3 separate regions of the Homo sapiens genome follow, and regions 2 and 3 are each linked to region 1. Evidence: read pairs that join two places in POLR2A ChIA-PET (ENCODE). Cell type or tissue: HepG2. All regions are shown on one strand. Each heading gives the region's core, and the rest is flanking DNA. Links, peaks and the distances in the headings are about the cores only.

Region 1 (7,632 bases), core at 1,317-6,316:
GACAGGGTTTCACCATGTTGCCCAGGCCGGTCTCGGACTCCTGAGCTCAAGCCATTTGCCTGCCTCGGCCTCCCAAAGTGCTGGGATTACAGGTGTGAGCCACTGCTTCCCACCAGTTCTGACTTTCTTAGAGGGTAATCACAGAAAAACAAACAAACAAACAAACAAACAAACCCTTTTTGTATATTCTGAAAACTCAATTGGAGTCATTGCTCATTCTGTTTCTCAGAATCCTGTCTTTTAGGATCTATGTAATAAATTTCACTTACAATTTAGCATGAGGGAAAAGATTACATTTCCTCATGAGCTGATATTGCTTCCTTTTTTCAGACAGTAAGAGTGATGTAACCAATTGTGTTTCACTTTTTGATTGAGCTGTCAGGAAGCCCAGACTTCAATTTAGTATCCATTTACAGAATTATCTTATCTCTGGTTCCTGATCTTCTCCTTCCTCTGTATGGCTTCCCATCTCCCCTTTCATCTGTATGTCAACTGTCTCCCCTATTTGCACAGGTCAGCTACACCCAAGGCCACCCAGAAGTTGATCTCACTTTCCTGAGTACCCAGGCTAGTTGGAGAGAAAAACTCACAGGCTAGCACACAGGGAACTATTAGCAGAATATGTTCAAATGTTAAATTAGAAGAAAAAGAGTTTTAGGGATTGAGCAGACAGATTAGTGAAAATTGGAGCAGTCAAAAGAAAGCTTCCTGAAGGAGGTGGTACTCAGAGCAGACAGATTAGTGAAAATTGGAGCAGTCAAAAGAAAGCTTCCTGAAGGAGGTGGTACTCAGAGTAAGCTTCGAAGGCTTGCAGTTCGTTTCAGGGGTTCATTTCAGTGGACCAGCTATATGCCTTGGTTTGGACCATAGGAGGCTTTGGGGCAAATACCTGGGACGTTGGTTGTCTCTTCCCTTGAGGGCAGGTTCTGAAGCTCTCTGACTAGCTGGTGCACTGCTTTCTGGGAATCAACTATGTGAGGCTGATAGAGTCAGTCCTCAGTAAAATGGTACAGCAGGTGGCACTGGTCTAGGTGCTATTGGTGTTTACGATGGGACAATTCTTCATTAGAACAAAACTTCATTGGAACTATACCTAATGTACTATATTTAGCATCTTGATCCACATCTGCCAAATGCCACTAGCAACCCCTAATTTTTGGGACAACCCCAAATGCCTGTATGCTTTCCCTGCAGCCCCTGGGGGACAGTTCCACACAGATGAGACCCACCACTCCCTCAAATGCCTGAGGTTCTCCTCTCTAGCCTGCCACCCAAACTAGGATTTCCAGATTTAGCAAAAACACAAAACAAAACAAAACAAAACACAGATCATCCCGTCAAATTTGAATTTCAGACAATGAATTTTTTATTATAAATATATCCCAAATATTGCATTAGTTTTCTATAGCTGAAATTAAAATATAACTAGGGGTCTTTATTTTATTCATTGCCCTACCCACAACCCTTCATCACCACAGACAAACCTGCTTTCCAGAAATTTCCATTCAGTTGATCATGCTCTGTGTACTGAATCATTCCCTACTTGTCTGTTAAGACTCATCTATTTTGTATTTCAGTCACGCATATTCACTGTCTGTGCTAAGTCTCAGTTGGATGGTAAATACTTTTTTTTTTTTTTTTTTTGAGACGGAGTGTCCCTCTGTGGCCCAGGCTGGAGTGCAGTGGTGTGATCTCGGCTCACTGCAACCTCCGCCTCCCAGAGTCAAGCGATCCTATCCTCCCACCTCAGCCTCCCGAGTAGCTGAGACCACAGGCACACGTCACCATGCTTGGGCTAATTTTTTATTTTATTTTTTGTAGAGACAAGGGTCTCACTATGTTGCCCAGGCTGGTCTTGAATTCCTAGGCTCAAGCGGTCCTCCTGCCTTGGCCTCCCAAAGTTCTGGGATTATAGGCATGAGCCACTGCACCTAGCCGGTAAATACTTTTAATCGGAATAAGAAATTCTTCTTAATATGTAGGCTAGTTATCCCATCCAGATAATATTTTGCCTTAAGTGGTTAAAGTACACATCACTTCTTAGACCCTTCTGAATGGTGGTGGGAGGACAGATAAGAACCATTGTTAGGGCTTTTGGCTGATGGCCTACAACCCCAAGATCCCAATGACTTCTAACTTTGGCTGCACAATGGGAGCTTTTCTTTTTTCTTTTCGTTTCTTTTCTTTTTTTTTTTCGGAGACGGAGTCTCGCTCTGTCGCCTAGGCTGGAGTGCAATGGCGCAATCTCAGCTCACTGCAACTTCTGCCTCCCAGGTTCAAGCGATTCTCCTGGCTCAGCCTCCCAAGTAGCTGGGACTACAGGCGCGTGCTGCCATGCCCGGCTATTTTTTTGCATTTTAGTAGAGATGGGGTTTCACGGTGTTGCCCAGGCTGGTCACGAACTCCTGAGATCAGGCAATCCGCCCGCCACAGCCTCCCAAAGTGCTAGGATTACAGGCATGAGCCACCGCGCCTGGCCACAATAGGAGCTTTAAGCAGTACTAATGCCTGGTCCTACCCTCAGGACTCTGAATTAATCTGGGGCAGAGCCTGGGACTGGGGAATTTTTTTTAACCACAGCCCCTTCCCAGGGTGGTGCTAACATGCAGCCAAGATTAGAATCACTGCTATCCTTCCTGAGAAAAGAGAGAGAAAGGAGAGACGTGGAAGAGAGGGAATGAGAAAGCAGGAGACCAGATTTCAGGTGCTCTGCTTGGCAGTGGTAATCGAGGGGATTTGGAAGAATCAAGAGGCAAACGCATTCCAACCAAGCAGGGAAGGAGCGGTTCAAAAAAGTAATATACTCCGAATGTGTTCCATTTCAAGCAAAACAGATGTAAAAGAGTACTTCTGAAGAACCCAGAGAGTGCTTCATTTTGTGCCAGATGGCGTCCTTAGAGATGCCCCAGTTTCCCAAAAAGAGTCCCCCAGGGAGAGTCCCATTTTTCTTGATTACCCCGTGATTCTAACCAATACCAGCAGCACGTTCAGAGCCCAGGCTGCTCACACGCATGGCCTTGCTGGTGTTGGCTGAGGAGCAAGCTTCTGATGTCACCATGGGCACCTCAGCAAAAGAGGCTGCCCTCTCGCTCCGTGTAGCCTGTGAGCCCGGGATGTCCCAGTGCCATTAGCACATGCCTCCCTCCCCACTGACAAGTAGGTCAGCACAGACGCAGCTCCAGCCGCCACTGAGAGCTGCTTGCTGCTGGCAGGAAGCTGCTTCTGCAGAATTAAAAACCATCAGAGTTGATCAAAGGAAGTGCAAGGTAGGCTGGCGGGCGGGCCAGATCCTAATCTCTGCTCGCTGGCCTCACACATCACTGCACATGAGTCACCCCGCTGAGCTCAGCGGACATGCTGTTTGGATTAGGCTTTTACAGGCGAGCTTTGCCAAACTTGCCTTTGCTGTCTTGCTGCACAGAGCAGCTGAGAGGCAAGGCGGGAACGTGGGGATGTGGGTTAGATGTGGCTGTCCAGGTGTCAAAAGGAGGTGGTCAGCTCCCCAGGCATGCGTGATTGTGTCTTCAGGGGGTGGCTGTTAGTCCTAGTGCCCCCAGCCCATCTTCCGTGCTTAGCTCAATGAACCCTATTAGGAATAACAGAGCCCGCAGCAGGCCCACACCTCCTTCCTCTCTTGCCAGCTCTCCAATTAAGATGTACTATTACAGGACATGCATCTTGCCTTCACTCAACCATTTGCCTCTCAACCAGAAGGAATTCCTTTTCTCAAAAGCAAGCAACACTTCACCACTCAGGCATCTTGCCTCAAAAAAAGTGGAGTCCAGTGAAAAAGGGATGGAAGTCAGAAAAATAAAAATTCCTAAATGAAGAGCCAACCCATAAAAGCAGGGCTTCCCCTAGTGCCTAGTTGGCGTGACATCACCATGAATTACTCAATGAAAATGGTGTCAGAGTGGCAGCTAGATTATTTGGGGAAAGTTTCCTCAAGAAACAGAACTCCACAGGAAATAAGAAGGGGTAGGAAACTCCAGCCCTGCACTTAGGTCTTTTGGTGCTTCCTCTAGAGGGGCTGATTTTCCTGAGCAGACGGCAAGGTGAGATTCTCTTCCAAGCAGGGTCTTGGTGCTCAGGAGCCGGAGTAGATAGAACTCAGTGGTTTGTTTTGCTTCCTTCTCTGGAAGCAATGGTAGGAACAGGATCAAAATCCTCTGTTTCAGATACTGCCAAGTTTTGCTTCTGTGCGTGGTAACTTGGGAAGAAGCAGCCCCCACTATTTTGTAAGCCAAAGATTCTTGGCTTGTAGCCTCTCCCGGGATTCTCTTTAGAGTATTTTAGACTTTCATGTAGTAAAGGCATCTAAATGGAGGTGGCAGTCCTTGACGCTTTGCAAATAAATGTTGCCACCAGTCCCTACACCAGTTTCGACCATAAATCCCAAATTTCTGCATTTACCATTGCTCAATTCGATGTGATTTTTAAAGTTTGTTGTTGTCGTTCATGGCTTTTCAGGTTTCTACTTATCTATCCATAATTCTCACAGTGGTCAAATTTTGGTCATGAACCTGTCTTTTTTTCCTCCATTCCTCCTTCAGCATTTTCACTTTAAAATGGAAACAGAGATGGAAGGTGCCACCCTGGATAGGCTTCTAACTGGAAAAGCATTCTACAGCAGAATGGCAGGGTGGTTAGGGTCTGGCTGTCAGGCAAACCTGTGTTTGAGTCCTGGCTCTGCCACTAAATAGTAGTGTCATCTTGGAGTAATTTTCTTAGCTCTTCACAGCTCAATCTTTTCATATGTAAAATGTGAATAATAATAGTCCTAAATTCATTGGTGAGGATTAAATGAGCTAATACAAGTAAAATATTCAGCACATGTCCCTAGTACTTAGGCAGCATATAAGAAATGTATTATTCTTTATATCACAATAATTACTCTACCACAAGCGTTATTATTTTTGGCAAATTTAATCAGAGTCTACAGCAACAATTCTTCCTTCTGAAATTCCTCTGTGCCCGAGTTAAAGTTTGTTTTAATCGAAAGTATTCACTTGAAGTGCCTGTGCTTAATTGGAATTGTCCTCATTTTTTGTTAGGAAAAGACCATGAGAGAGGAGGAGGAGAGGATCGTTTATAAATGATTAAAAGGAGGTACCTATACTTGGGGATTCCTGTCTGTAACTAAAAGAAGAAAAATCCCATGACACTAGAGGGCTTGCTATAGATGGGGAAAAGGGAGTTTCTCATTCACTTCTAGCAGGGACTGTTAGTAGAGAGGAAGCCCTGGGTAGGAATTTGCTGTGGCTCAGTGTATCGAAAAAGCACATCCACTCAGCTTCTATCAGTTCTCTGGATAGCCAGGGTGATGCTCACAAGTGGAGGCCTTCTGTTTAGAAAGGCACAGTGATGGTCTGGGCCCAGTGGCTCACGCCTGTAATCCCAGCACTTTGGAAGGCGAGGCGGGCAGATCACCTGAGGTCGGGAGTTTGAGACCAGCCTGACCAACATGGAGAAACCCCGTCTCTATTAAAAATACAAAATTAGCCAGGCGTGGTGGTGCATGCCTATAATCCCAGCTACTCGGGAGGCTGAGGCAGGAGAACCTGGGAGGCAGAGGTTGCGGTGAGCCGAGATGGTGCCATTGCACTCCAGCCTGGGCAACAAGAGTGAAACTCCGTCTCAAAAAAAAAAAAAAAAAAAGGCACAGTGATGGGCAGCATTTCCAGTGCCAGGTAGGCCCAGGGCATAGTCTATAAGTGGTGGTGGGGGGCCAAAAAAAGGGGACTGGAGCCACTCTGAATAACAAAAGCAAAGTCATATTTTAATTTAGTTGGATGGAATATGTTGCCTTTAGAAAGACCTCCTCACTAATACAGAATTAGGTTGAGAATGATTGTCTTTGGGGTGTGTGCATGTGTGTGTGTGAGAGAGAGAGACAGAACGAGAGAGAGAGAGAGATCTAAGAGTTACTCATAGGAGATCAGAAAACCATAGGAAGAGTGAGGAGGAATATGTTGACCTCAAGCTGGCGGAAGAACCCTGAAAAGAATAAGAAAAGGAGAAATGAAGCCTACTATGGATTATTTTGGGAATCATCTAACTATGTGGCATGATTCCTATCTGAGTAACTCAGACTGTGAAAAATGTATTGCTGTGGATTATCCATATATTACAGATTAGCCTATTTGGGGAAGAGGGGTAGACATTGTGAACCCTTTTGAGTGGGAATATCATAAAAGAGGGTTCCATTAAAATGTAAGCACTGTGAGGGCTTGAATTTTTGTCATTTGTGTTTACTGCTCTATTCTAGCACCTAGAACAATGTGTCATTCCTGTGTCACCTCTTGTATCAGTTCCCTACTGCTGGTGTAACAAATTACCACAAATTTAGTGACTTAAAACCACACATTCATTATTGTCCTGATCTGGAGGTAGAAGACCTAAAATCCAGGTGTTGGCAGGGCTGCGTTCATTCCCGAGGCTTTGGGGGAGAAGGAGTTTTCTAGCCCTTTTCTGAAGGTTGCCTGCGTTCCTCGGTTCCCGCCTCACATCACTCTGACCTATGCTTCCATCCTCTCATTTTCTCTGATTCTGACTCTCCTGCCTCCTTCTGTCCCTCATGAGGATCCTTGTGATTACATCATGCTTACCTGGATAAGCCAGGATCATCTCTCCATCTCAAGGTCTTTAACTTAATCACACCTGCAAAGTCCATGTAAGGTAAGATATTCACAGGTTCCAGAATGTGGACATTTTTGGGGATCATTATTCTGCCTACTACACCCCTGAGGCCACCATCAGTGTCATGTCAAGGGAAGAGGGCAGCCCTGAGTCCTGGGGCAGGACCCACAGTGCTGTGAGCGGAGGTCCCAGCTGAGTGTGGAGTTTAGGGACAGGTAAGAGCAGAGGGACAGGCTGCTGTGTGGACTGGCTTTGGGAATAAGAAACTTACTCCCTGTGTGCAGATATACTGGAGGAAGGTGCTTTTCAGTGACAGAGGCAGAAGGATAGATTCTGCTGTTATGACTACAAGGGCTGTCCAAGCAGCAGACACTCAGATTACAGCTCTTTTCCGGTTTGGGTGTTAAGAATTTGAGACAATTTGAAAAGTGTAGTGCCTGCTTTATGGCAGATGTGCAACTCACTAAGAGCCATCTATTATTAATACCAGAGGGTGAGGGGCCAGGGAGGTTCCAGGGCCCCAGCTGTCTGGGGAGGCAGGTCACATGGCTCTATATCCCCAACCCTGGGGAAACAGGAAGAAGAACTGTCAAAAGGGAATAAGGTATGGGGCAGGTGTGCAGAGGTAGAGTTTCAAATGCTCTTTATCTTAACTTCTTCCCACGCAAGCTAGGAGGAAGCATCTGGCCGGTTCTTTAATGAAACTTGGAACTCACTGCTGCAGTCAAGAAGGAAATATTCCTGCGGTTTTTCTGTGAGGGAAGAAAGTAATAAATCTTTCTGTTGTTGAAGCAACACCTTTCAGTGGTGTAGCTCTGAGAGGGATATATTATTCTTAAAGTGTATGTGCTTGAGAGTTTGTTACCATCAGGCCATCGGGAAGCTTCACAAAGGTCCTGAAGGTCAGGAACAAAGCATAGGAACAGAATGCGTGGTTAGGAGCTGGTAGTCACAAACTCTGGAGCAGTCACAGATGATGCAGATTTAAGAAAT
Region 2 (7,632 bases), core at 1,050-6,049, 110 kb before region 1:
CTTGTTTGGTTTTATGTATCAGATAGGGAGTCTATCACCTTAACCAACAATGATGAGGAAGCATCTTTACTACTTTACTTTTTACTATCATACTCTCCCACACCCCACAGAACTCGGTATTGCTATGTAATTAACAAAAGACCTTTTGCTGCTCCTTCTCTCCACCTAACACCACAACCTCTCTTAAAAAAAGGTTTTTATGAAGTAAATACTTAATATTTGCCTTAGGTATGTAACAGCAACAAGAGAAAGACTATTCAAATAAGGCTTAGCTATACCACAGCAATTACAAAGGACTTGCAAAGTTATGTAACTTTAGACTATACTACTGTATTTGTTGGGTCAATAAGAATCCAAACATATAGAAACATCAATTGCTGGCTGGGCGCGGTGGCTCATGCCTGTAATCCCAGCACTTTGGGAGGCTGAGGAGGGCAGATCATGAGGTCAGGAGATCGAGACCATCCTGGCCAACAAGGTGAAATCCAGTCTCTATTAAAATACAAAAAATTAGCCGGGCTTGGTGGCGTGTGCCTGTAGTCCCAGCTACTTGGGAGGCTGAGGCAGGAGAATTGCTTGAACCCAGGAGGCAAAGGTTGCAGTGAGCCGAGATCACGCCACTGCACTCCAGCCTGGCAACAGAGCAAGACCCCGTCTCAAAAAAAAAAAAAAAACAAAAAACAAAAACAAAAAACAAAAAACAAAAAAAACATTAATTGCTATTGGTTCATTCAGTATAAGCAGGAAAATTCAGGGAAATAACTAACTGTTAAAAACACCGTTGGCTTACACTGAGGGCAAGTTTTAGATTCTAATGTAAGAGCTGTTTGGACCACACTGAGATCATTTAAATGACTGTTTCAGTCATTCAGACAATAAGGCAGAATGTACTGTTTTTTTCTCACACTGAGATAATATGCTATGGAACTTAATTTAATTCAAAGTTTAAAACCACCACCACAACATTTAAAAAACCAAAGCTATCACCATTACATTATGGAACAGTAAACAATATTCATATTTCATATTTAAGATGATATACACCACCAGACCTCCCATGCATACACATGTACTCTCTTCTGTCTTTACTGGTATTTCACTGACAGTCTTATCTTTGAGACGTAGATATTGAAGGAAAAGTTGGGTTTCATCTTTAATCTAGACTTCAAATTCTGGTTCCATATTAACTAGTTACATAATCTTAGGCAAGTTCTTTGAGCATTAATTTCTTCACCTTTAAATAGGATTGTTTTAAGGAGGGTGTGCCTAGGATATGTACAAAGTACAAAAGTTACAATTTGAAAACTTTGAGCACATTTGTTACTTAAAGGCACATGTGTCCAACTCTGAGATGCTTAAGGAATGATAAGAACAATTCAGTCTCTCGCCTTAGAAATTTTTATATTTTAAGTATTTTTCACTTCCACGGTGGTCTAGCTGAATTCTAGCTGATCTATATTCTTTGTAAGTATGTTAGACTATGGTCACTATTCTTTCTACCCAAAATTCTTTCCTATTCTCCTTCTTCTCACAGGAAGAATAGCCACTCTTGTCTTTTGTGAAACTCCACCATATTTCTTGGTCCTAGTAGAGCTGTCAATCTATGATGCTTCACTTTACCCTCTGCGCCCCATACTATGAGACTGAACCATATAAAATGACCTTTTCAGTTGTATAAATATTACTACTAGAAATTTCAGCTGGACAAGGCAGGTCACGACTGTAATCCTAGCACTTAGGGAGGCCAAGGTGGGCGGATCGCTTGATCCCAGGAGTTCGAGACCAGCCTGGGCAACGTAGTGAGAACCCATGTCTACAAAAATGGAAAAAATTAGCTGGGCATGGTGGCACGTGTTTGTAGTCCCAGCTACTCAGAAAAGTGAAATGGGAGGCTCACTTAAACCCAGTCAAAGATGGGTTTAATTCAAGGATTCAGTGAGTTTTAATTACACCACTGCACTTAAACCTGGGTGACAGAGGAAGACCCTATCAGAAAGAAAAGAAAAAAGAAAAGAGAAAAAAAGAAGAGACGAGACGAGACGAGAAGAGAAGAGAAAAGAAAAGGAAAGAAAAGAAAAGAGAAAAAAGGGAAGGAAGGGAGGGAGGAAAGGAGAGAGGGAGGGAGGAAGGAAGTGAGTTAGTTAATATGGCTCAGTCTAATACTACCACAGGAGTAGTAGTCATGAGATACAGGATAGGCCAAATGAAGCCCTCTTGAATTTCCCAGAGGTAGAGTTATAGCCCATCCACCTTGGTTCTCCAGCTACCAGGATGTCACCCTAGGACTGTCAAAAATAAAGGTGGTTCTAACTACCTTGTGTTCCAGTTATACTCTCTGAAGCCTTGGCCCTTCAATTCTGAGAGCTGCTCCAATATTCCTCCCAGCTAATTATGTAACGTAATAAATTCACTTTTTGCAAGCCATTATTTGTAAACCAAAGGCCGCGATTAAGTCAGTAAACTATATGGATATATTTTTCTAAAATGTTCTCAATTCATGAAAGATGAGCTATATCTTTATATTATGACCACAGATAAAATGCTTATATGATTTTTGTAAACATATAACCTGCTTAATTATTCTGGGAAGGCAGCTGAACTACTAGATCATCAGGCTATAATGCCAAGGTTAGGGTGCTAGGTTTTAGTACCAGCTTGGTAACTTACCTTCAGCAAACTTTTACAAACTTTGATTTTTTAAAAAATGACTAAGGTGTTTAAGTTGTGTGAAACTTGGATAGTGACAAGAAAGGTGGTTCAGCTTGTAAAATTCCTACCAAACCCTGATAGACACTGTGAGACACAAGAACAATTTTTCAAAGGGCATAACATATACAAAGTTAACAATTGCCTGCATTTATATTGTGCCTTTCATATTTATTACCTCAGCTTCCCCCCCCCGACACACACACATACACACACAATCTATATTTTACACTGGAGGAAATAGCTCAAACTAAATAACTTGCTCAAGGTCACCAAACTAATCTAGGTATCTCAGACTCAAAGACAAGTCTTTTGACTCTCACCTTATGTGCCTTTTATTTTATTCTATGCTGCATTCTAACAATAATCACATGAGGACCAAACAAATACATCCTTTCACAAAGCCACGCAAGGGGCTTAAACTACTGAGTGATTTAATCCGTTTTTTGTTTCAGGAAGATCATTTTGGTCGCTGTGTGAAAATAGATTGGAACAGGATAAGAGTAAACACAAGAACAGACAGGAGGCTGTTGCAGTAACCCATGTGAAAGGTGATGATGGCCTATGTTAGGGTTAACATGTTCAAGTATCTCAGTTTCTCCAGAACAAGTATGTCTCCTATCTCAGTATAAATATTATCATAATGCCCCCTCTTTCACTCTCAAGTTCCCTGACTTGGATGATCAATTACAGGGTCACTATAGCCAAGGCAACAAGCAATGGCAATGTAACAGAGCATAGTAGTTATCACCAGAGTTCCTCACAGCTCTAATTCCTTCCTGTCTAAAATCCTGGCTCTTAACCCTTTCAGGGGCATGAATTTCTTTGAGAATTCAATAAAAGCTGTGGTAGAATAGTGCATTAACTCTGGTATTACACTGACTAAATACATCTATCTGTTTGCTTTTTTTTTTTCTTTGAGACTCACTCTGTCGACCAGGCTGGAGTGCAGTGGTGCAATCTCACTGCAACCTCCGCCTCATGGGTTCAAGAGATTCTCCTGCCTCAGATTCTATTAGCTGAGGCTCGGAGTAGCTGGGAGATTACAGAGGCGCATGCCACCACACCCAGCTAACTTTTATTTTTTTGTAGATATGGAGTTTTGCCATGTTGGTCAGGCTGGTCTCAAACTCCTGACCTCAAGGGATCTATCTGCCTGCCTTGGCCTCCCAAAGTGCTGGGATTACAGGTGTGAGCCACCACGCCCGGCCATCTGTTTGCTATTTACCAACTCTGTGACTGCTTTCTTCACGTGTAATTTACTCATGTGAACTGGTACTTACATCAGGCTTGGGATGATTAGATGAAATAATGCATGGCATGGCAATACAGGATGCTTTCAGTAAGTTGCTATCCTATAGTGATGTTCTTTATTGCACTGTTTATTATTGCCACAAAATTAGAAATGACCTGAAGTCTAAGGATGAGGTTAAATAAGCTGTAATATGTCCATACCATAGAATATCATGGAATAATTTAAAATAACAGAGTAGGAGCATAAGCTAAAAATTTGAAAAATCTACAAGATGACTTAAGTGGATAAGCAAACTGCAAAACAATATGTACTGAATAATTGATAGACACACACCAAAACACACTTTTAAAAAATTAACACAAAAAACACACATATACACACACACATATGTATATATAATGTACACAGAAAGAAGTTGTGAAGTACACACATCAAACTGGTAACTGGGTTACCTCTGGCTAGGAAGGTAAGATTAGAAAAGAGGAAATAAAAATAAATTTTTGCTTTTTAGTGTATGTATTCCTGTATTATTCGAATTTCACAATAAAAATGTGTATTAATTTATGCCCTTTAAGGTAAAATGCATTGCTTCTGAAGCTTAACTTCTTAAAACAAGTTTCCTCCAGTTACAGTGTTCCAGTGTTATAAGGAACATAGCAAAGGAGAATGCAAATAACTTAAATTTCTATCATAGATTACTAAAACAAGAACAGACACTATCTTGAAGTCCAACAACCCCTCTCATCATTTTATAAATAAGTAAACTAAGACTCTGAGACATCAGGTGAGTTACCCATGGCCACACAGCAAACGAGTCAGAGTTCCTTCCTCTGATGACTATATTATGCATTGCTCTTGTTCTTTCCATTTTGAAAACTTTGCTCTTATTTTTTTTCCCTCCCAATCTCTAAGATGCCCCCATTCTCATTCACAATAAACTAAGGGATATAACTGTTCAGTAAATGAATATATTTTCTGAGGGCTATTAACATTCCCTTTTCTTGATCAAGTAGATTAGATCATTTTCCTTACACCCCACCCCCCGCCGCCTTTATTATAGAGTAGGAGTATAAGCTAAAAATGGTAATCCCCTCCCTTTAAACATTTTTTCTAATTGCCCCCTGGTTTTTAAAAATTGTTGCCCCTTCTCAAAATAGTTTCCAGCTTTGAAGGTTAAAATATGAAATACAAATGAATTCTCAAGCATTTTTGAACTCATTAAGAAAAAAAGTAAAGAATGAAGAGAAAACGGAGATCCAGAAACCTCTCACTATCAGTCTGATCTATTTACCGGCATGAGTCAGTCTCTTTTTAGAAATACAAGGAAATCTACATGTGACTTCGTAAACTTTATAAAGTTTGAAATATTACAGTTTAAAGAATACAATGATAGCTATTCATTATGCTTTTATTACACTGAATCACAGTTAATTTTTTTCTGAACTGTTGAGAAATGTGTCACCTTTGCAAAGGTAAGTATATTGTGTTTCATTATAAATATCCAAAAGTTGGCAATCCAGTATCATATCAGAATAAGACATGCCTACACATTCTAGTACCTTTGGATTTTACCGATTTTATATCTTTCTAAAACAGAATACTTACTGTCTTGTTTTCTTAGTGGGGGCACACCATCATAATGTAACCACTTCTTGGTGACTCAGTCTTCATTTAGAATATTAATTACTACGCTGCAAGCACTGTGGTGAAATGATGCCCTAGAGGCTATTATACTTCTAATTAAATAATTGAGAACCATGGCTCAGGCCTATAATTCAGCACTTTTGAGACGTTGAGGCAGGATGATTGCGTGAGCCGAGGAGTTCAAGACCAGCCTGGGCAACCTAGGGTGACCCTGTCTCTACAAAAAAAATTAGCCAGGGGGTGGCAGCACACACCTATAGTCCCAGTCCTGAGGCAGGAGGATCACTTGAGCCTAAGAGGTCACGGCTGCAGTAAGGCATGACTGTGCCACTGCACTCAAGTCTGCGTGACAGAGCAAGACCCTGTCTTTAAAACAAATAAATAACAATTTTTTAAAAGTTAGCCAGGTGTGGTGGCACATGCTTGTAATTCAGGGGCTGAGGCAGTAGAATTGTCTGAGCCCAGTTCAAGGCTGCAGTGAGCTATAACTGCACCCTTGCACTCCAGCCTGGGCAAAAGAGTAAGACCCTATTGCCAAAAAAATAAAAAATAAAAAAATAAAAACAAAATTACATTTTTAATTTTCTTTTTTGTAGAGATGGGTCTCACAATATTGCCCAAGCTGGTCTTGAATTCCCATCCTCAAGCAATCCTCCCCTCTCAGCCTCCCAAAGTGCTGGAATTACAGGCATGAGCCACTGCACCAGACCACATTTTTGGTTTTCTAATCTTTCTTTCTACTTTTCCCCTTACCTCTTTGCAGTTGGGATTAGCTATGCCTATCCATAGCAATGCTCCCTTTCCAATCTAATTTCCTATATTATGGTACATTGAATAACTAAGCTTTTTGAACTGTTTATATGAGAAGTCTCTAAAATGAGGACCTCTTCTATTTTAAAAACATATTACAGGTTGAGTATCCCTTATCTGAATTGCTTGGTACCAGAAGTGTTTCAGGTCTCAAATTTTTCAGATTTTGGAATATCTGCATATACATAATGAGATATCTTGTGGAGGGGATCCAAGTCTAACTACAAAATTCATTTATGTTCCACTTACATCTTACATACATGTCCCGAAGGTAATTTTATACAGTATTTAAAAAATAATTTTGTGCATGAAATAAAGTGTATACTGAACTATCAGAAAACAAAGGTGTCACTATTTCAGACACCCACATGGACAACTGGTTGTTTTTTGGCATAACCATCATTCCTGACTCTGAACTTATATGCTACCAATAAGTAATCACTTTTTAAAACTTATTCATACTTAAGTACTTAACAGGAAAATGCAAGCCAACCTCTCCTCTTCCTCCTCAACCTACTCAACTCATGTTGAGTAGTTGAGATGACGAAGAGGAAGGTCTTATGACGATCCATTTTGATTTAATGAATAGTAAATGAATTTTCCTTATGACTTTCTTAATAACATTTTCTTTACTCTAGCTTACTTTATTATAAGAGTACAGCATATAATATATGTAATACACAAAAATATGTGAATCAACTTGTTACCAGTAAAGCTTCTGGTCAATAGTAGGCTATCAGTAGTCAGGTTTTTGGGGAAGCAAAAGTATACGTGGATTTTTGACTGAGCGGGAGAGGGAGGGAGTTGGCACCCCAAACCCCCATGTTATTCAAGGGTGAACCATATATTAAAGCCCATATCTCCACCACACACAAAAATAAAATCCAAGAAGATTAAAGAATTAAAGGCAAAATCATAAAATCTTTAGAAAATAACTGCAAATGTCTTCATATCCTACAAACAGGAAGGTCCAAAAAAGACACCAAAAAAACCATAAAATACTGATACTTAACTACAATGGAATTCAGATGTTTGGTCTCCAAAAGACATAATAAAGAGAGAAAGTAATCCATACACATGGGAAAGATAGCTGTAACACATAATAAATGATAAAAATTAGTATCCAGACTGGGCATGGTAGCTCATGCCCACAATCCCAGCACTTTAGGAGGCCGAGGGAGGAGGACTGCTTGAGTTCAGGAGTTCGAGACCAGCCT
Region 3 (6,628 bases), core at 1,604-6,603, 76 kb after region 1:
GGCTCACTCACTAAGGAAGGAGCCGTCCACCATCCCCTTCAGCCACTGTGTGTCAGTCTTTCTAAAAAGATGTTATGCCTTGCGGGACCTCCATTTCGGTTTGTTACACACTCACAGGAAGGAGGCGCTTCCCTAACTCTAGCTTACACTCTTCCTGCTGCAATGGGTCCCTTCTCGGAGGCAGCACTCCGTACTACCGGACAGAGCGCAGGCTTGGAGGGAGGCTGGATTAGAATGCTTGCTGAAACACTTAGCAGCTGTTACCTGGGCTTCAGTTTTCTGGGCTAGAATTGGAATAATTTTGTACCTTGCTGAGGCCAGAGCCTGGTCCTCTGGAAGTATTATTTCCCTCTGTCCCTCTCCAGGGGCTGGTGAACCCCTCGTCTGGAAATCTCTCAAAGCCAGGAAGGCAGTACTTGGTTCACTTTGGTCTTTTTCCCCAGAGTCCTGTGGTTCCTGAGCCCTGCGGGCCTCTCTCCTGGTTATTACTGGGTCCTTGGGTCCCTCTGGACTGTGCAGCCCTCGCAAACTTCCTGGCCCAGCCCCCTCCCCTCAGGTTCTCATCACTTCTGGCCCCGCCTTGTGCCTCCTTGGTGGATGCGGTTCCTCCGGCCCTCAGAGCCCCACAGGCCATATGACTGTTGGAGGGTAATAGAGGATTGTGTAAAGTCCAGTACTGGATTGCGTGGGGTGGGCTATGCATGTTGCATGGAGTGAGTTCAGCTAGGGAAGGAGGCCCGAGGGTGATGGAAGCTGAGGTCCTCCTTCGAGGGTTAAGGATGGTCTGAGGGTGGTGAGCATGGCAGGATTTGGCTGCATTGTCATGGTGTGAGGCTTTGTGGAGGCTCTGCCTCTCCCCTCCACCCACAATCCCACAATCAACAAGCCCAACACCAGAGGCAAGATGTGGGGTGTGTGGGCTGGGGATGGCAGTGGTGAGCTGCAACCCTGAGGGTCAGAGCGGCGACTATGACTAGGGCTGCAGAGCAAATACGGCTCCTCAGTCACCTCGAACTACAGGGACATCTTGTTATGTGACAAATTACACCAACCACGTCTGTTGAGGAGAAATCAGGTTAAAGTTTGGTTATTCTTTTTAAAGCCTCCAAAGGTTTGTGCCCATCCAGAATATTCTAAAAGTAGAATGGTGTATAGGAGAGAAGATATGGGTTTCAAGTCAGAAGCCCTGCATTCATGGCGGAGCTCTCTGGCCTCCGTGTGATCCTAAACCCGCAGGTTCTTGTTTTTGCTCTGGACTTCGATATAGCCCAGCTAGACCTTCCCTCCTAAAATTGACAAAGTGGAAGCTGGTCTTTCCACAGACCCTCCTTTCTTCTGAATGTTCATATATTTCATGTTCAGGGAAAGACTCAGAAAAGCTTAGTGCCCATGACCTTGTGGTGGGCCCAGGCCAGGTCCAACCCTGGGCAGAGGTAAAGCTGACCCACCTGCAGGTTGTTCGGGTGCTCCTTGTGACCCCTTCATGGCTGACATCTCACCATGAGGACATTATTCCACTGGGTTAGGGCTTCATACATAAGAAGCCGGTCTGTAAAAATGAGAACTTCCTTGGGGGAAAAGGGAGTCCCCATGTCTTTTTTGGGGACACGATGTGGAAGACCCAGCAGGAGGTGGGCACCATGGGTGGGAGCAGGGCCTGAAAACACTTTGTGATGACTTCAGGGTTTGCTGCTGAGATTTCACTCATCTTCCCCTGTGACACATGCATCCCCACAAACATATACCAAGGATATAACTGAGGACCAAGAAGTCACAACCTAAGAAACTGTCATTAGGGAAGAGTTTGCTGTGAAACATCATTTTATTAACTAATTTTATTTTATTTTTTACAAAAATAAACAATTTAACCAACAAGAAGTACAAAAGATTCTGGATATTCAAACTCGAGGAAGGGGGAAAGCCTGGTTTTGGCTGCTTTGAGGCTTTCATTGAAAGCAAATGAGGCAGAAAGGCCCCGGCCCCACCCCCGCCCCAGGTCCTGGCTCAAACCACACCTGCTCCCTGACCCCAGTCTTGGCTCATGCTGAGGTGTGCACCTCTGCCCCTGACCCCTGGGCTGGCCTGGGAGTGTCCCCTGTCGGGAGGTCAGAGATAGCCTCCCCAGGTACAGAATCACCCACATCCTGGAGCATCTCCCGCCAAGTCTCCTGTCCAGACCTAAGCTGAGAGAACACTCCACGATGGATTGTCCCCACGCAGCCCCCACCGCCTGCTGTGGCATGTGCAGCAGCAGCAGCAGGGGCTTTAGCTACATTCTCACACTATTGAACACAGTGATGGGGCTGCCCACGGAACCGTCCCAGGGAGGGGCACAGCCCCCAGTGGGGAGACTAGCCTGAGCTTGCTTACAGCCCACAGGGTTGGAGAGGCAGTCATACCCCCATGATTCCTGGACTAGGAGCCAGCAGTCCCATAGCTAGGCTGGTAAACTCACATTTTAACATTTGGCATTATTGCACGTTTGTCCTGGTCACATCTGTCTGTCTGGGATGTTAGCTTTGTCTGCAGGGGTTCCCAGGTGACATGCAGTGCTGCCAGTGCAAGTCACTCCCTCCACAGGCAAGCCCAGCTGCTGAGGATAGTCAGCTGGTCAGCCGAGCCCTCAGATAGGTCAGCCAGAGGCCTTCACATATGTGGTCTTGTTGGGATCAGGGACCACTTGGCTCCATCCAGTCTTGAAAAAGACCAGCTGCCGACCTGGGGGGCAGAGGTGAGAGGTAACAGGGCTGGATGTTTCTCTTTCTGGAGGCAAGACCATTCTCCCTAATTTGACTGCCTTGAAGACACGTATACCTCTCTCTCATCACCTCAGCACCCCCTCTGACTTCCGATGGGGGATCACTATCTATCAACCTCCAGAGAGGTCCTGCCATCTCCCTTGGAAGGGCTTCTCCCACTGGCTCACCTGTCCAGGTGGTCTGGTTGGTGACCACAAAGGCCCGACACTGGGCATGGCTCTCACAGACATCCACAGCCTCAGCCAGGTTGAACACTGAAAGGAGGCAGCTCCCGTGGTGGTAGGATGGCCAGCAGCGGTAGTCTTCCTGGGGGATGGTGCTGTCTGGGATACACTGGTACTCTGTGGGTTGGGGATGGAGTAAAATGAGAATTCTGTATGCCCAGGTTTGAGTGCCCAAGGATGTGTCACTTTCTGGAAAGGGCAGCAAGACTCATTTCCTAGGTGAAAGCTGAAGTCCAGCCCAGCCCTCTAGCACGCAGATGAAGGCAGCTACCACTGTTGAAACAGGGCTGACTGCTCAATAAAGACAAAGCACAGACTTGATTTTCAGGAGATACATATTTCCCAAATCTAAGGGCACATAGCTTGGTCAGGCAGTACAAGATAGCAGGCACATGAAAGGGGTACAGACATATACAGGGACACATGGAGTCCCAGCTGTCTAGGCTAATTGCTGAGGCCAGGACATTTTAGACAGTTGGAGCCAGGCTTCTCAAACTTCAATGTGCATGTGAATTACCAAGGACTCTTGTTAAAATGCAGATTCTTTTTCTTTTCTTTTTTTTTCTTTTTTTTTTTGATGGGGTCTCACTCTGTTGCCTAGACTAGAGTGCAGTGACACAATCATAGCTTACTACAGCCTTGAAATCCTGGGCTCAAGGGATCCTCCCATCTCAGCCTCCCGAAGTGCTGGGATTACAGGTGTAAGCCACCATGCCCAACCAAATGAAGATTCTGATTCTGTAGGTCTGGGGTAGAACTGAGAATCTGTACTTCTAACCAGCATCCAGTGTGGCCTGCAAGGGTTCAGAGCAACCCTCATTCACATTTTCTCCTGGCCTTGGGGAGAGAAGTTAGGCAAGTTCCTCAGAAGGGCCTGGGATGGAAGGGAGTCGGGGTTTTTGAAGTTAAGAGGCATGCAAATGGACTAAAATGCAAAAAATCCATGGCTAGAGTGGGGAGGGGGCTGGAGGGAAAATCTGAGATCTCATTCTACAGAGAGAGCCTCAGAAGCTCTGAAAACTCACAATCAGTGAGCTCCTCAGCTGCTGGCCTCTTGTTTGCTCCTGTCTTTCCCACTGCCTGGAGAGCCCCAGCTCTGGACTGATAATGCAGAAGCCCTGGGCCTCTGGCCACCCCACCCTCCTGCCTCCTTCTACCAGGGACTAGACCAAAGTCCAGGGCTGACTGTGATTTACAGCCCCATAAACAGCATCCTCAGGGACAGAGCCAGCCATTGTTCACCTCGTTAAACTTTATTTACAGGGCTAACAGGGCTCCCCCACCCCTAAGACTAGCCAGAACTCCTTGAATATGAAACCTGCTCACCCCTCAACCCCTGCCAACCCCAGCTAAACCCCAGGGCTTCAGCAGAAGGACCACAGCCTGAAACCAGTGGCCAGAATTCTCCCCCTGCCCTGGGGCTTCTTGGCTGGTTTCAGTGTGTGCCTTCCCTAACATGCAGTGCCCTTCTAGCCCCGGGAGGTTAGAGGAAGGAAAGGGAAGCAAACATATACTGCGTTCCAGCTGTGTCATAGGAACTGCACTAATTGCTTTCACACATTTCACCTGACATTTAATTCCCATAAGAATTTGGTGAGGTGGGTAATAGTGAACCCAATTCACAGATGAGGAAAGTGAGGTTCAAGGGGTAACTTGCTCAAAGTCATATAGCCAGTACATGATAGGGTTTGGAGCCATCCAGAGTAGGGGTATCAGTGCCCAACCCCAGGTTGAAGGCAGAATTATAGTTGCTCTAGCTCAGCTAGAGATGGAACCTCAAATTAGTCCATGTCAGCCCCTCCATGATTCTATGTGAGCCCCTACAGTGGCCTTTGGAGACAAGGGTCCCCAGAGAAAGGGTGAGCCACTTAGCCTAATTGGGCGGGGTCATTCACCCTCCCACCTGTTTCTTGCTTCCCTGTGGATCAGCTTGGGGCCACTCACCGGTACTGCTGCTTGCCGTGGAGTTCTGCAGATACTGCCCGCTCCGGTACAGGTGCAGCACCTTCTCCAGCTGGGCCAGGGTCTCGTCCACCCCCCAGGCGAGCTCTCCTGCAGAGTGCAGTGTGGCTAAGACAGGATGCCTGGGGCTCCCACTCCTCCCTGAAGTCAGCAGCCAGCTGCTCCCACCTCTGCCTCCAGAGCCTGTGCCCCAGTGAACAGAGGGCGGGGGAGCGGGGAGGTTGCGGCAGAATGCCACCTTAGGAAGTGATGGTTTCTAGAACCCCTGCTGCCCTGGGTTATTTTTCTCCCCACTTTTGCTGGCGGGTGGGGGTGGGGTAGGTGCCTGGAAGCAGATGGGCCCTGGAGAGCTCACCTGTGGCGTTGACGATGCTGTCCAGCAGAGGACGCAGTGAAGGCGGGGCACTGTGAGGCAGGAGGTATGTGAAGAAAAACCTGTGGCAGAGGGAAACCAGTGGCTCAGGAATCCAGCCTTTGGAGACACATCCTTCCTCTATTCCAACCTGGGGCAGAACGCTAACCTGGCCAGGGAGCCGGATCCCTCAGGCCTAGCAACCAGGCAGAACGCAGTGAAGTCTACTCAGCCTCGGGGGAGGGTTCTGGGCACATGCTAACACCACACCTAACTTCATACTAACCGAAACCAGGGGCCTGCTTCCCAACCCTTCCCAGGACTTGCCCACCTCCCAGCCCCACATTATCCCCTGACTGACTCCCGGTGTCGGAGCAGCCCCATGGCTGGGGCCCAGTGAGGAATTTCCCAGAGCACAAGGGCCTGGGTGGGAAGGGAAAAGTGCCAGTTCCACCAGCCCTAGGCTCCGAGTCCAACACTATTTTAAGAAGCCTCCAGCTGCCACCCCCTAACCCGGATTCTCCTTGGAGCTGTCTATTTTTAGCCTCTCCATCAGAGGCCTGAATGTTCCCTTCTGGACAGGGTAGAAGCCTTCCCTTGCTCTGGTCAAGGCTGAGTCTCCCTGCCCAGCTGGCCTCCACGTTGGCTCTCTTCCTGCCATGCCCTCCTGGCCCATTCTCCTTCGATGGAGTTCCCGAGTCAGGGGTGGAGGTCACCTGTAGGCATTATAGAGGTTCCGCTTCTCGTTCATGCCCTCGCACCAGCCCTGGGCTGAGCAGGGCAGGGTGAAGTTCCTGGCCGGAAACTCGAGTATGCAGTCGGTGCTGCCTGCACACGGCGTCTCCTCCACACGTGCGTCATCCAGGTCCGTCACTTTGAGCTCCCCATCCACCAGCACAAACTGCCGAGGGCGGAAGTCCAGCAGAGTGACGGAGCCCAGTGGGGAGTGGGCCAGGTGGTGGAGGAGGCGGCCCAGGCTCAGGCAGATCTGAGGGGCACAAGAAAAGACTGCTCACTGCTTTTCTCCTGGGTTGGGGGTCTGTGGGACTCGAGGGCACCCTCCTCTTGGAATCTGAACTTTGCTTGTGGGGGTTGGCACTTCTCTTCTATAGGCCCCAGGGCTCCACAAAGGCCAAGGTCAGCAGCCTTAGAGAGGAGGCCAGTGATTTTCTATTAACTCTCGGCTGGCCTGACCCTGGAAATGATATGGAGTGGGTGGGAAACTGCAGCAGCGAGGGTCTGGGGATAATGCATCTCTTCCCTGAAGTTGCATCCTGAATGTTGTTTTAGTTCAGTGTATGGAAATATCGGGAGGGTCAGGATGGTATTAA

What was found. ChIA-PET counts read pairs that join two places held together with the same protein. Peaks named below come from ENCODE experiments on the same cell type or tissue, not always from the same donor. Only the 100,000 strongest peaks of a DNase experiment are listed, where the experiment ranks them.
Region 2: POLR2A ChIA-PET joins it to region 1 with 6 read pairs; 6 of 35 experiments call an interaction of 5 or more read pairs at or near these places.
Region 3: POLR2A ChIA-PET joins it to region 1 with 7 read pairs; 6 of 35 experiments call an interaction of 5 or more read pairs at or near these places.

The regions. Positions count from the first base shown.
Region 1 is chr2:42,128,839-42,136,470 of GRCh38, reverse strand. No RefSeq gene overlaps it. Among named protein-coding and RNA genes, the nearest start is that of EML4, 37 kb to the left of the region's middle. RefSeq lists enhancers at 1,819-2,790, 2,791-3,764. In HepG2, for the core only: no CTCF peak of the experiment used is centred there; a DNase peak (open chromatin) is centred at 3,210.
Region 2 is chr2:42,237,144-42,244,775 of GRCh38, reverse strand. The region is part of intron 1 of EML4 (EMAP like 4); the gene reads right to left. Among named protein-coding and RNA genes, the nearest start is that of EML4-AS1, 71 kb to the right of the region's middle. In HepG2, for the core only: a CTCF peak has its summit at 5,846 (motif pointing right); a DNase peak (open chromatin) is centred at 5,905.
Region 3 is chr2:42,053,693-42,060,320 of GRCh38, reverse strand. It overlaps PKDCC (protein kinase domain containing, cytoplasmic), which reads right to left. Exons shown (of 7, transcript NM_138370.3): 3 at 6,014-6,285; 4 at 5,301-5,380; 5 at 4,928-5,035; 6 at 2,927-3,100; 7 at 1,804-2,718. The coding sequence ends at 2,633. Among named protein-coding and RNA genes, the nearest start is that of PKDCC, 9.0 kb to the right of the region's middle. RefSeq lists enhancers at 168-237, 1,728-2,228, 6,096-6,628. In HepG2, for the core only: a CTCF peak has its summit at 5,325 (motif pointing right); DNase peaks (open chromatin) are centred at 4,170, 5,350 and 6,430; H3K4me3 peaks cover 807 bases.